Linked DNA regions of Homo sapiens: region 2 is linked to region 1. A link is a contact called in ENCODE Hi-C data. All regions are on one chromosome and are shown on one strand. Each heading gives the region's core, a stretch centred on a gene start or an enhancer-like site at or near the end of the contact. The rest is flanking DNA. Distances are from core to core; before and after follow the strand shown. Region 1 overlaps LRRFIP1 (LRR binding FLII interacting protein 1). Region 2 holds the start of CAPN10 (calpain 10).

What was found. Hi-C counts contacts between places; a loop is a spot of excess contacts on that map. Pooled maps may share reads with other maps.
Region 2: a loop to region 1 is called in a map of OCI-LY7, with 10 times the contacts of the local background. The contact joins the promoter of CAPN10 here to the enhancer-like site in region 1. A Hi-C loop is called at or near these places in 1 of 168 maps with a recorded cell type or tissue (OCI-LY7), 3 of 37 single-sample maps with no recorded cell type and 3 of 50 pooled maps.

Annotation. Positions count from the first base shown.
Region 1 is chr2:237,699,564-237,705,280 of GRCh38, reverse strand. All of the region lies in intron 1 of LRRFIP1 (LRR binding FLII interacting protein 1), which reads right to left. Among named protein-coding and RNA genes, the nearest start is that of LRRFIP1, 75 kb to the right of the region's middle. RefSeq lists enhancers at 709-1,588, 1,589-2,469, 4,772-4,821, 4,832-4,881. Within about 2 kb of position 4,445, at least 31 of the 41 ENCODE cell types and tissues checked have a DNase peak (open chromatin) inside an H3K27ac peak, as active enhancers do; they include OCI-LY7, where a contact is called at or near this core.
Region 2 is chr2:240,585,160-240,590,375 of GRCh38, reverse strand. It overlaps CAPN10 (calpain 10), which reads right to left and starts at 3,642. Exons shown (of 12, transcript NM_023083.4): 1 at 3,324-3,642; 2 at 902-1,033. The coding sequence starts at 3,464. It overlaps CAPN10-DT (CAPN10 divergent transcript), which reads left to right and starts at 4,060. Exons shown (of 1, transcript NR_103792.1): 1 at 4,060-5,216. RefSeq lists a silencer at 3,376-3,605 and enhancers at 2,805-3,631, 3,570-3,864, 3,916-4,095, 5,086-5,216.

The sequences.
Region 1 (5,717 bases), core at 3,196-5,695:
AGAAGGAGAGGAGGTCTGAGGTGACTCCTGCTCTCACAGGGCGAGTATCTCTGTGAGCTGAGGGGGGTCCCAGGCACCTGCACGCCCACCCACTTCCCCGCCTGCCTGCTCAGTACCCCACCCTATTCCAGCTTAGCTCTGCTCGGGTCTGGCCAAAGGTCCTTGCAGAGCTCGCCTGCCTGAGCGTGCAGTATTGCACCTGCTCCAGACTTGCAGGCCTCCAAAACAATGCCCTGTCAGACCCCGCTGCTCTCGGGGGTCTGCCCTCCACCCAGGAAAAGGTTCCCATCATGGCCCACCTTCAGCCTAACAGGTTTACCCTGTCCCTCACTTGGGGATAATGACATTTAAAGACTAAAAAACAATGACCTTTGCTGGGAGGCACATGGGCTTGGGCTGATAAAGGAACCCCATGGATGAATCATGTTAGGGCATCAATTCCTCATGGGGACACACGCAAGCCCACCTCCAAGACAGGTCAACTATGGCGATCTCCACCTTACATTAGAATTCAGAAAGAAGTCCATTTGTCACTGAATACAATTCCAAATCCTTGCAGCCCCTGCCTTCTAGAACATCTACCCCCCTTACGATCCTCACATGACTCATATGTGGAAAACAAAGTGCTGGCAATACCGGAAGTGGCAACTTAGCTTACAGGCAATTCTTGGAATCTGCCTAACTCAACACCAACAAATATATGAGCCAGCATTTAAACTGGCACAAAACCTATGCATGACCATCTTCACGAACACAAAACTACACACTTAGCCACAGAATAACTCTTGCCACTTGCTTAAGATGCCTGAGAGAAAATCCGTAGAGTTGGCCAGGCGCGGTGGTTCACACCTGTAATCCCAGCACTTTGGGGGACTGAGGTGGGCGGATCACCTGAGGTCGGGAGATTGAGACCAGCCTGGCCAACATGGTGAAACCCTGTCTCTACTAAAAATACAAAAAATTAGCTGGGCGTGGTGGTGGGCACCTGTAATCCCAGCTACTCGGGAGGCTGAGGCAGAAGAATTACGTGAACCTGGGAGGTGGAGGTTGCGGTGAGCCAAGATTGCACCACTGCACTCCAGCCTGGGCAACAGAGCGAGACTCTGCCTTGAAAAAAAAAAAAAAAAAAGAACATCTGCAGAGTTTCGACAAAATTCTTCCCCAGAGACACTGCGAAGAATGGCACAGCAGCCTGACAGGGCACGGCAGATGGCAGACATTGGGGAGAGCGCTGACTGTGCAGGCAGGGGTTCTCGGGGATCAGGGCACCTCAGGCCAGTGCTCCGGTGGCGCAGGACAAATCCTTTATCGACTGACACTTTTGTAAAATATAAAATCTCATGACGGGCCACAGCCACGTCAGACTGCTTGAAGAGCTTCTGAACACGGCCTGTCACTTTCTGTGAGTAGCCTGTGGGCTGACCGTGGCCCGGGGAGGCCACAGGAATGCACTGTGCTGTGAACGTGCCATGCTGTCTCAGCACTGCTTGAGACAGTGGGAGGGATTTCTGAAATGTGGTTTGGGTGCCCAGTCTCCAGGGAAACAGGCAAAGCACCTGGTGACAATGTACATGTGATGAGGACCACATGGGGGAAGAAACGTGTGGCAGGGGCGGGGGCTGCTCTGGAGAACTTGACCCAACCCCGGGGGGCTGGGGAAGGCATCCGCAGGACAGGAGCCCTAAGCCGGACCCTGAAACAGGACAAGCAGAGCCGGGGTGGCTGCGACCAGGAGCTGGTGACAAGGAGTGCAGACGCCTGGGGTGCAGACCCTCGCCCTCAGCCTCCGTATCTGGAACCTCGTCTTGAAAGAATTCAGAACCACTGAAGGGTTTTAAGAACACAGCGGAATCTGACTTTTGTTTTAGAAACAGGGCTCTGATAGAAATGTGGGGAGCAGGTATGGGGTGGGAAGAGCAACAGGAAACCAAGGAAGTGAGTTGACAGGCTGCTTCCAGCATGGGGACAGGAACGGGCTGGGCTGCAGCGGATCAAGCTCAGTGCCAGGGTTCGGGCCTGTGGAGTTTAGGATACAAAGCAAAAACTGCAAAGGGCTTCAGAGAACTCAGGAGACGAGACTGTGCATACCCCAGACGGCCTGCAGGTTGAGTCATTCTTTCCCTCCCATCCGAGCTTGCTGGATCCTCCACTGATTAGATTAGAACAGCGGCTTCTTGGCATGGCCCTCGCTAGGGTTCATGGGGGCTGGTCTGTCCCCACCCTACAGGAGCCAACAGGGAAAGAGCAAGCCCTTGCCTGCTCCTGGGGTCCTACACCCTGAAGCCTCCTTTCTCTGCCCATACAATCTTTGCTGAGATACTAAAACATTTAGGAGTACAGTGAAATTATCTCCCTCTGACTTGTCTTCAAATAACCTGGGTGGGGTGTAAACGGCTATAAGCTAACAATTGTTGAGGCTGGGTAGTGGGGGCACAGGGCTCTTTAAACTGTTGGCTGAGTCCCATCCCAGATCTGGGTTCCCACAAGCCCCTCCCCCTGCCACCTCCTTGCCCAGTATGTGGAGTCGTTCAAGATAAGGGCCCCTGCCGTGCAGCAGGACATGCATAGCTCGGTCTGGCTGCTGTTTCATAACAAAGAGCAAAAATTTAAAAAGAAAGAAAAGAAGGAAGGAAATGGAAGAGCCCCAAAACCAAAACTCATGCTTTCTGCTGCTGGAAGGTGGCCCGCTGCTGGGTTTTGCAGCGCTGCCCCCACCGTGTCCTCTCTCAGTTCCTGCTGCTGCCCGCGGGGTTAGGATGGAGCAGAGGGAGGAGCTCCTCTGACAAGATCCAGGCTCCCTGGCTTCTCAGGAATGCCCACAATGGTTGGTCCAGAACCATTCCTGTTCAGAACACACAGCCTGGCCCTTTCCCTGGGATCCCACCCATCCTGGCCAGGGACCCCACAGACAGAGTTTTACAGGAACTAGGTCTTACAGCAAGATACTCTTTGAGGGTGGGGATGGCTGGGAAAAAAAGATTCCATTTACTATCAAAGTTGCCTCCTTGTCCTAATCCTAGAAAGCCGAACCACGACTCGAGTTCTATTGTTGCGTCTTATTTTACCATATGTGAATATGACAGCCCTCTGATAGGGAGGTGGTGTGTACGGTGATAAGAGATCTAAAAATACACGAGGAAGCACAAGTATGACCCCCAGGGCCTCCGAAACAAATGGCTAAAAAGACAGCCAGGCTCTCCCAGCCACATTAATGCCAGCCCCACAGCCTGCTGTGGAGCCCAAGTCTATGGGGGCACCTCCCTGGGAGCCCCATCTGCCAGGCACCCAGCCCACAGGCCAGCTGGGGAGATAGGCACCAAAGTGACCCTTCTCCCCCTGCAGGGTCTTTTCTGGGCTGCATGGACCCATGCGTGACATCTCGGGAGCCAGGCTGGAGAGGCCTGCAGAAGACTGCGTGAAGAAGTCACCATCCCCATCCCGAGCCACAGATAAAAGCACATGTTAGGAGGTGCTTTGCAAAGGGACCCCACGGCATGCAGAGGGCCCTGAGGGGCTCTAGTTCTAGACAGAACCACACAGCAGAAACGGCTTCTACCGGGGCAGGGCACACAGGGCAGTGAGGTAAACAGTCTAACCCATGCCTGTTCTTCCAGGGCTCCCCATGGGCCTCCCGCTCAGAGCCCCAGAGATTCCCAGCTATAAGAAGACAGTCACCCAAAGATAATGGCCGTCCCTTCTTCCGGGTCAGGGAACTCAGGGACAGCCCGGCTCAGGCTGGGGGCTCAGGCCAAGGAGAACCAGAGAGAGAAGAAGTTATTGACCAGGACACAAGGAGAAACCCCAGCGGAGCGCAGAGTGGAGAGCCCTCCCGCACGCCCTCCTGGCCTAGCCCACATGTGCTTCCATCCTCGCATGGCCTCAGCCTGCGCTGGAGGTGTTGTAGGCAGTGGGAGTACTGCCTAAGGGTGGGGACAGCCCAACACCCTGAACCCCAATTCCAGTGACGTCTGGGGCTCTAGCAGCTCTAATGGCATTTGTATCCTTCTTGTGGCTCCTACCAGAAGATCATCATGTGGTCTCCTCAAAGAACAGAAACACAACCAACACTGGTGGGGCAGGGGCCCTGACTGCTGGCAAAGGGACAGCAGGTGCTGCGGGAGGCTCGCTGGGCAGCTTGCTTCAAAAGCCCCACACTCCTTCAGGGGATCCTGGCACTGCTCATACATTTCCTGAGCATTGAAGCTTTTCTGGGATTCCAGCCTAGTGTAGAATTACAGATCCCAGGGCCTCTCACCCTACAGTCACAGGAAATGTTCTTACTCTGCTTTTAAACTCTGTGGTGATACCCTAGGGGTCCAGAATTCTACACAGAAGCTGGAAGGGGTTTATGAGCCACAACTTTAGGGCAGGCAGTTCCTGAGAAATACTCTGACGTCACTCCTTCCACCCAGGCTGAGAAGGCCCTGCAGCCTGGAAAGCACCGCATGTGAACCAGAGGCGGCTCCCACCTCCCCCCGCAGAGCCCAGGGGAGACCCAGGGCATACAGCTCATGTGCAGATTCGTGGCTGCCATGCCCGCCGTTTGCCAGGAGCCTGTTAGCGCATATTAGGGACACCCAGTGGGCCAATGGACAGAGGACTGGACCATGAACAGCAGCTCTCCTCAGATGTCAGATGGAAATGACGCCCCACGGGGCTGTTCAGGGAGAGAAGCCGTTTGCCAGCTGTAAAGCACTCTGCAAACAGGAGGAAGTTCTCCTATTAATTACACACATTCATTTTCGCCTCCAGGTTTTAGCGTCAAGCAGAGAAGTGAAAAAGCAGCAGCATTATTTTTCTAGGCCCCATGATACATCACCAGTCTAGTTTATAACCTTTTTGGAAAAGTGTTAAGGATGTAATTCAAGTTCACTCACGTGAATGTGACAGGAATATGATGCAGCCGAAGCCTGAAGTGGCCACAAAGGCCAGTTTGTTCACAGACAAGCAGGGGCCTCGGTCCTTGTGCGATTCTTCCCCTGAGCTAAGAAGGAATCAAGCTCCTGGAGGGGCCGTGGTGTACCCAGGCTGTGACACGGGATCCCTTTCCTGAGCCACTTTGCTATAGGAAGTAGCCACAGCCACCAACTTTTGTTTTCTCTGCAAACCCCCCAACCCTCAGATGCAGTGGCCTCTAAAGTTTGCTATTCACAGCAACCAAGTGGGCCGGGTGATGTTCTCCTGCACAGACGTGGACAAGAACGGACGGCACAAGGCTAGCACCTCCGCAACGCAAGGGAGGCTCACCTCGGTTCCGTGTACCCACCACCCCATGTCCCCCAGAGGCGATGTGCACTGTATCTCAGTTCCAAAAGAAATGCTCATGTGGGCAATCTCACGAAGTCCCCCAGGAACCACAAAGAGCCTTCCCTACGGCCATGACTGTGAGAACGATCGTTACCAGGCACAGGGCACTCTGGGGTGGCAGCTGGCAGTGGCGGAAGTGTTGACTTAGAGGGCATTTTGGAAATGTTGGGGGGACTGGGATGTCAAAAAGATTGGGAAGAAGCTAAGGGTATTGGGGCGGGGGGGCAGGGCCAGGTCGGCCAACCATCCCGCATTCAGACACGCCTGCGATGGGAAGAACTTTTCCCTTGACTGCTCAGGAAGATAGAAAAACCACTGTTTTGGCCGGGTGCGGTGGCTCACGCCTGTAATCCCAGCACTTTGGGAGGCCGAGGCAGGCGGATCATCTGAGGTCAGGAGTTCAAGACCAG
Region 2 (5,216 bases), core at 2,393-4,892, 2.9 Mb before region 1:
CTTGACCGAGCTGGCTGCAAGCAACACGTCACCACAGGAACAGCAGCCCCTCCTGCTGCTGGGAGCCTGGCGCCCCGACACTGGGCCAGCTGCTTGCACCCACAGCGTCCACCGCAGGGCTCCTTCAGGGGTAAGCATTCTGACCCAGCATCGGGGGAGTGCAGGCTGGGCACCAGGCACCTGGTGCGGTCCTGGCTCTGCCACTTTACGGCCAGAAACACAATGGCAGTGATTTTAGCACTCTCGTTTAAAAAAAAAGTCAAAGCTGGTAAGACCATGTGTCTGAAAGCCAGTGACTGTGACACGCTTACCATGGGGCCTGGGACATGAGTGAAACTCTGAATGAGGTCACACTGTTGACGCCGCTGCATTAATCAGCAACACTTAGCAACAAGCCAAGCATAAAACGGTGAACACTCCCAGGTAAGGAAAACCTGAGAAGGCCTTCTCCTCCCAGAGTATCTGTCTACCCACAGAAACAGGTTTAATAACTTTTTGCAAACTTATATTCAAAACCTGTAAGAAAACCAGCGAGCTAGCTGAGGAGAGATCTGAGGCAGAGGCTGCCAGCCAGCCCCGTCCTCCTGTGAGCTGGCACATTTGTCTCTTTATTCTAAACGTGGTGATCTGACTCCATGGAGTCCGGGGGTCAGGAGAGCACAGAGCAGGGCGAACCTCCCTGATGGAGCCTTCTGGCGAGGCCAAGGCACCCCCCCCTGCAGCAGAGGGACAGAGTGCAGTCCTCAGCCTCTGCCTTGGAACTCTCCTGCCTTCCCCCAACACAGCAGGAGATCCGGCTGCGGCACAGCTCTGCTTTCGCAAGGCCTCCTGGTACTCAGCAGGCTGGAGAAACGCAAAAAGAAACCGGCTCCAGGACAAACACAGGGAAGGGGCCCCGCACCTGGTCCAGGAGGTGCCTGCTCTTCTGCAGCGCGGCGCAGGCACACAGGAACCAGCAATCCCCCAGCAGCCCCTGCTTCACCTGCCCTTCCCGTGGGTCATCTGGAAACAGCCGGGGTGTGGCACAAATCTCCTGAGATACAGAAAGTTGTCCAGAGTTAGATCATGCCTGCTGTGGAACCCTTCAAACTAAGAACCCAAGGCTCTAGATGACAGGAGTTGGGGTGGAGCTTTTCCGATCATCAGTGTTACCCAAAAAGGGACAGGAAGGTGGTTTCCTGCAGCGGGTGTCCTTCAGCTCCTGGCTTCAAATGCCTCTGTCCAGCTTAATTCTGGGGTGCCTTCCTTCCTTACTGGAAAAATCCCAAACTCTAGCAAGCTCCTTCTCAAAACAGCTAAATGTTGGCTTCGAAAAGTTTCACTTTTTACTCATGCTGGTAAATCTCAAATGTGTCCTCCATCCTGCTGGAAATCTGTTTCTCTAGCAGGCTCCATTTCCCACACCCCCTAACTATCATATACCTTCCCCTTTCTCCCCGTCTACTCAAAACATCCACACTGCCCTTGCCCACCCCTCTGAGCTTCGACCTTGCCTCCTGCTTCTGGACCTGACCCTCTCTCCTGCCCTCAGAGCCTGGGCTCCTCTCACAACTCCTTCCCTTCCAGCTCCCCGGGCAGAATCCCACCCCCATGTTCTTTAAGACATTATCTCTCAGCACCATAGTCTCCTTCAGGCTTCTCTTCATTACAGCTCTTGAAAGAGCTGCCATGCCCACTACCTGCTTCCCATTCACTCTCCACACAGGCTCCTCTAGCTTCTGAGCCAATCATGGCCCCTAAACTGCCTCGATCAATGTCGCTGTCACCTCTATGTTATCAAACCCACTGGGCTTCTCTTGGTCCCAACTCTCTTCCCCAACTACTCAGCAGCATTCACAACAGCAGAACAGCCATCTGCTGCCCCTGAGGTGGTCCCCACTCAGCTTCTGTGAGGCCGCATGCTCCCCGGGTGTCCTCTCCCTCACTGCCTGCTGCTTCTCAAGTCTATCTGTCAGGGCACCTGCCTGACCCCAAGAAATGTTAGGGTTCCTCAAGGCTCAGCCCCAAGGCCCCCTTCTTCTTTACTGATACTCCCCCGAGACACTCTCCCAGGCTGTGGACTGTAAACCATCTAATATGCTCCGCCTCCCAGAAGAATGCCTCTAGCCTATCCCTGCTCCGTATCCACCTGCCTCCAGGACAGATCCACCTGCCTCCAGGACAGCTCCACCTGAAGACGTGAGAGCAAAGCCCAACTCTAGGTCACCCCCAGGCTCTGTCCCAGGACCACCATCCACCCACCTGTTCAGGCCAGAAACCCAGAAGGCATGTTGATCCCTCCACTATCCTCACCCTCTATTTCAATCAGTCACTATGGCCTCTCGATCCCCCCTGCAAGGTACGTCTCAAACCAATCTACTCCAAACCCACATCCTAACAGTCGTCAAGCTAATCTGAGCCCCTTCATCTTTCTCCAGGACCACTACAATGGACCCTTGCATTCTTGCCCCGACAACCCACTTCCCACCCAGCAGCAAGAGTGAGCTTGTAAAAACACACATCCAAGAGAACCACTCCTCTACCAAAACCCTCTAGTGGCCTCCAGCTGCACCTAAAATCAATCTTTTAACAAAATAAAACCCAAATTCCAATGACAAGGCTCTACATGGTCTGACCCTTGCCTCCTCCCAGGCCCTTCAGTGTTGTCCAAGGAAACCAGGTGGCCTGTCAAAGCCATCTCAGTCACGAGAGCCCAGAAGTTCCAGCTCTGTTCGAAGACTGGCGGCCATCAGTTGTCTCCGCTAAGACCGCATCCACTTAGGGCAAGGTTGCTCCCTGGGCAGTCTTATTCAGCAGATAAACCATTTCTAAAAATATGAACACAGCACTCGGCCAGGGCATCCCTTGGAGGTGCCATTTCTAGGTGTTACAACTGGAAAGGCAGGTGCACAAAATCCAAAACTGAAATTCTATCACGCTTTGCTTTGTGGGCTCGGCCTAGCCACTTCAGAGGGGCACGAGCGGCCCTCTCTGCGGGAGGAGCAGACACAAACGCTCTTCAGGGCGAAAGCAAACAGGTGGGGCGGGGTTTGGGGCTCTGTTAAAACGCCTCTCGCAGCGCTCTGAGCCTCCTGGATTGGAGCTCTCGCAGGCGGAGGCCACGACCTAGTTTAGCGTCCTTAGGGTAGCGCCGAGTCCTGCTCGTTCTGGGCGGGGGTATGAAGGAGGTACGAAAAGAGGGGGCCGGGCGCCCACTTCTGAGGAGAACAACGGCGGACCCTGCGTTCGGAGCTACCCTGGCCGCCCACCCCGCCCCGCTCCCTGCGAGGAGCGGAGATCTCAGAAACCAGAAACGGCGCCCACCGCACCCCACACGGCCCCACCTGGGGCCGCCTCCACGTGATGTCCTCGCGGAACTGGGCCAGCGGCGTAGACAAGTCGCAGAAGAGCGAGGAGTCCGCGGCGGGGAAGGCGGCGTCCCGGAACAGCTCCCTCGCCGGCGTCGCGCCCCGGCCCGCCCGCATCCTCGGCTCCGCGGGCTCCCATCTGCAGCCGGTTGCCTCGGGGTCGCAGCCCCGGAGAGAAGGCGAGTCAGCCGCCGCCGCCTCCGGCCCGCCCCGCCCGTTCCCCGCCCGGCCCAGCCCTCCAAGCCCGAGGGCCCCGCAGGTGCTGGACCAGGCCAGTACGCCGGCCCGCTAGTCTCCCATTGGTAACCAGGCGGCAGCCAACCGGGCGTGGGGTCTCGGGTCACGTGACAGGCGGCCCAATCGCACTCGCGCGACGGAAAGCGCCACGGACGTCGGAGGCCCAGGGGGCGGGGCTCCCGAGCTCCGCTCTTTCGTGGTCGGGCGGCGGACCGCACTGTATTTTTTCCTTCCGGGGGCGGCGGAGCCCAGGGCTATCCCGGCCTCCGCTCATACCCGGAGGGCCGGCAGGCGTTCAGTCCTCCAGCCGGTGAGGCTCGGGCCGGGGTGTCGGGACCGCCTGAACACGCGGGCTCTGGGAGCTTCAGGGACCAGGGAGCCACCTCGGCCGAGTTGCGTCGCAGACTACAGCTCCCAGCATGCGCCGCCGCTCCCAGCATGCACCTTCCTCCCGAAACGCGTCTCTGCTTCCGGCGCTCTGCTGCGGAGGCCGTGGCCGCGGGTAGTTGGGAGGAACCGAGATTTACGCTTGGTAAGGCAAGTTGCGAGCTGTCCGGCGCCGGTCGAGTTCCTGCCGCCGTCGTCGTCAGGCAGGGGAGAAGGGGGCCTCAACCCCTCTAGTGACAGCTGTTTGCTACCTAATAGGGCTTTTCATCCCACCGGGCCCCAGGGCCTTCGTTAGGAGCCCAGCAGGCTCAACTTCTTGCTGTGGTTCTGGAAAAGGGAGTGACCACCTGGCTCAACACCTCTCTCTGTGATGTGTTTGGGAGTTTTGGGAAATGAGACGGCTCCGAGGGAAGAGCTTGAGGGAGCGGCGTCGCACTCGTTCGACCTTCCCGGGCCTGGGCTTTGTTTCTAGGCATTTTAGGTTGAACGCTCTACATCTTAACTGGGGGCAGGGGAGGTGGCCAGAGCATCCCGCTGAGCGTTTTCCGATTCCCCAGATGGCCAGGCACCTGGTCCTGGTGGCTGGACAGTGACCCCGTGGACGCACATTTACAGCTATAGCCATTCAGTGCCGCGGGGAGGTGAGGATAGTGATCCTGGGACCTGCTCGAGGATTCACCCTTGCCCCAAGAACCTGTTCCATTCCCAGGAATGAAGGCGGTCAGGCAGGGGAGGAGAAGGGGGCCTCAACTCTTCTAGTGACAGCAGTTTGCCACCTAATAGAGCTTTTCAGATTTTGCCTCCTCAGGCCATTTTACTCAGCCTCGGACTATCAAGGATGGTCACATTGAAGCTGTTTTTCTGCAGTCAGGAGCGAAAAGTCCCGGCTGTTGAAGGAGAAACTGAATCTGGTTCAGGAGTCCCAGGTTCCTCCCTCTGAGAGGCCAGGTGGGGCCTGCGTGAGTAGCAGTTGTTCAGGTGGCAGGACACTGCTGTTTTCATCCCACCTGGCCCCAGGCCCCTGATTAGGGGCCCAGAGTGCTTATGTACTTGCCTCGGTCTGAGAAAGGGAGTGACTGCATAGCCCAACACCTGTGGGATGCCTCACTGCCCAGATGTTTCATCTCCGGGATGCTTCATTGCCCATTCAGCACCCTCTATGGTGCTGACTCTTCCGGAAGATGTTTCTGATTCCTTGCTAGGCTGGTGGTTGCACCATAGCTGAGAGGACTCAAGAAGAGCCTG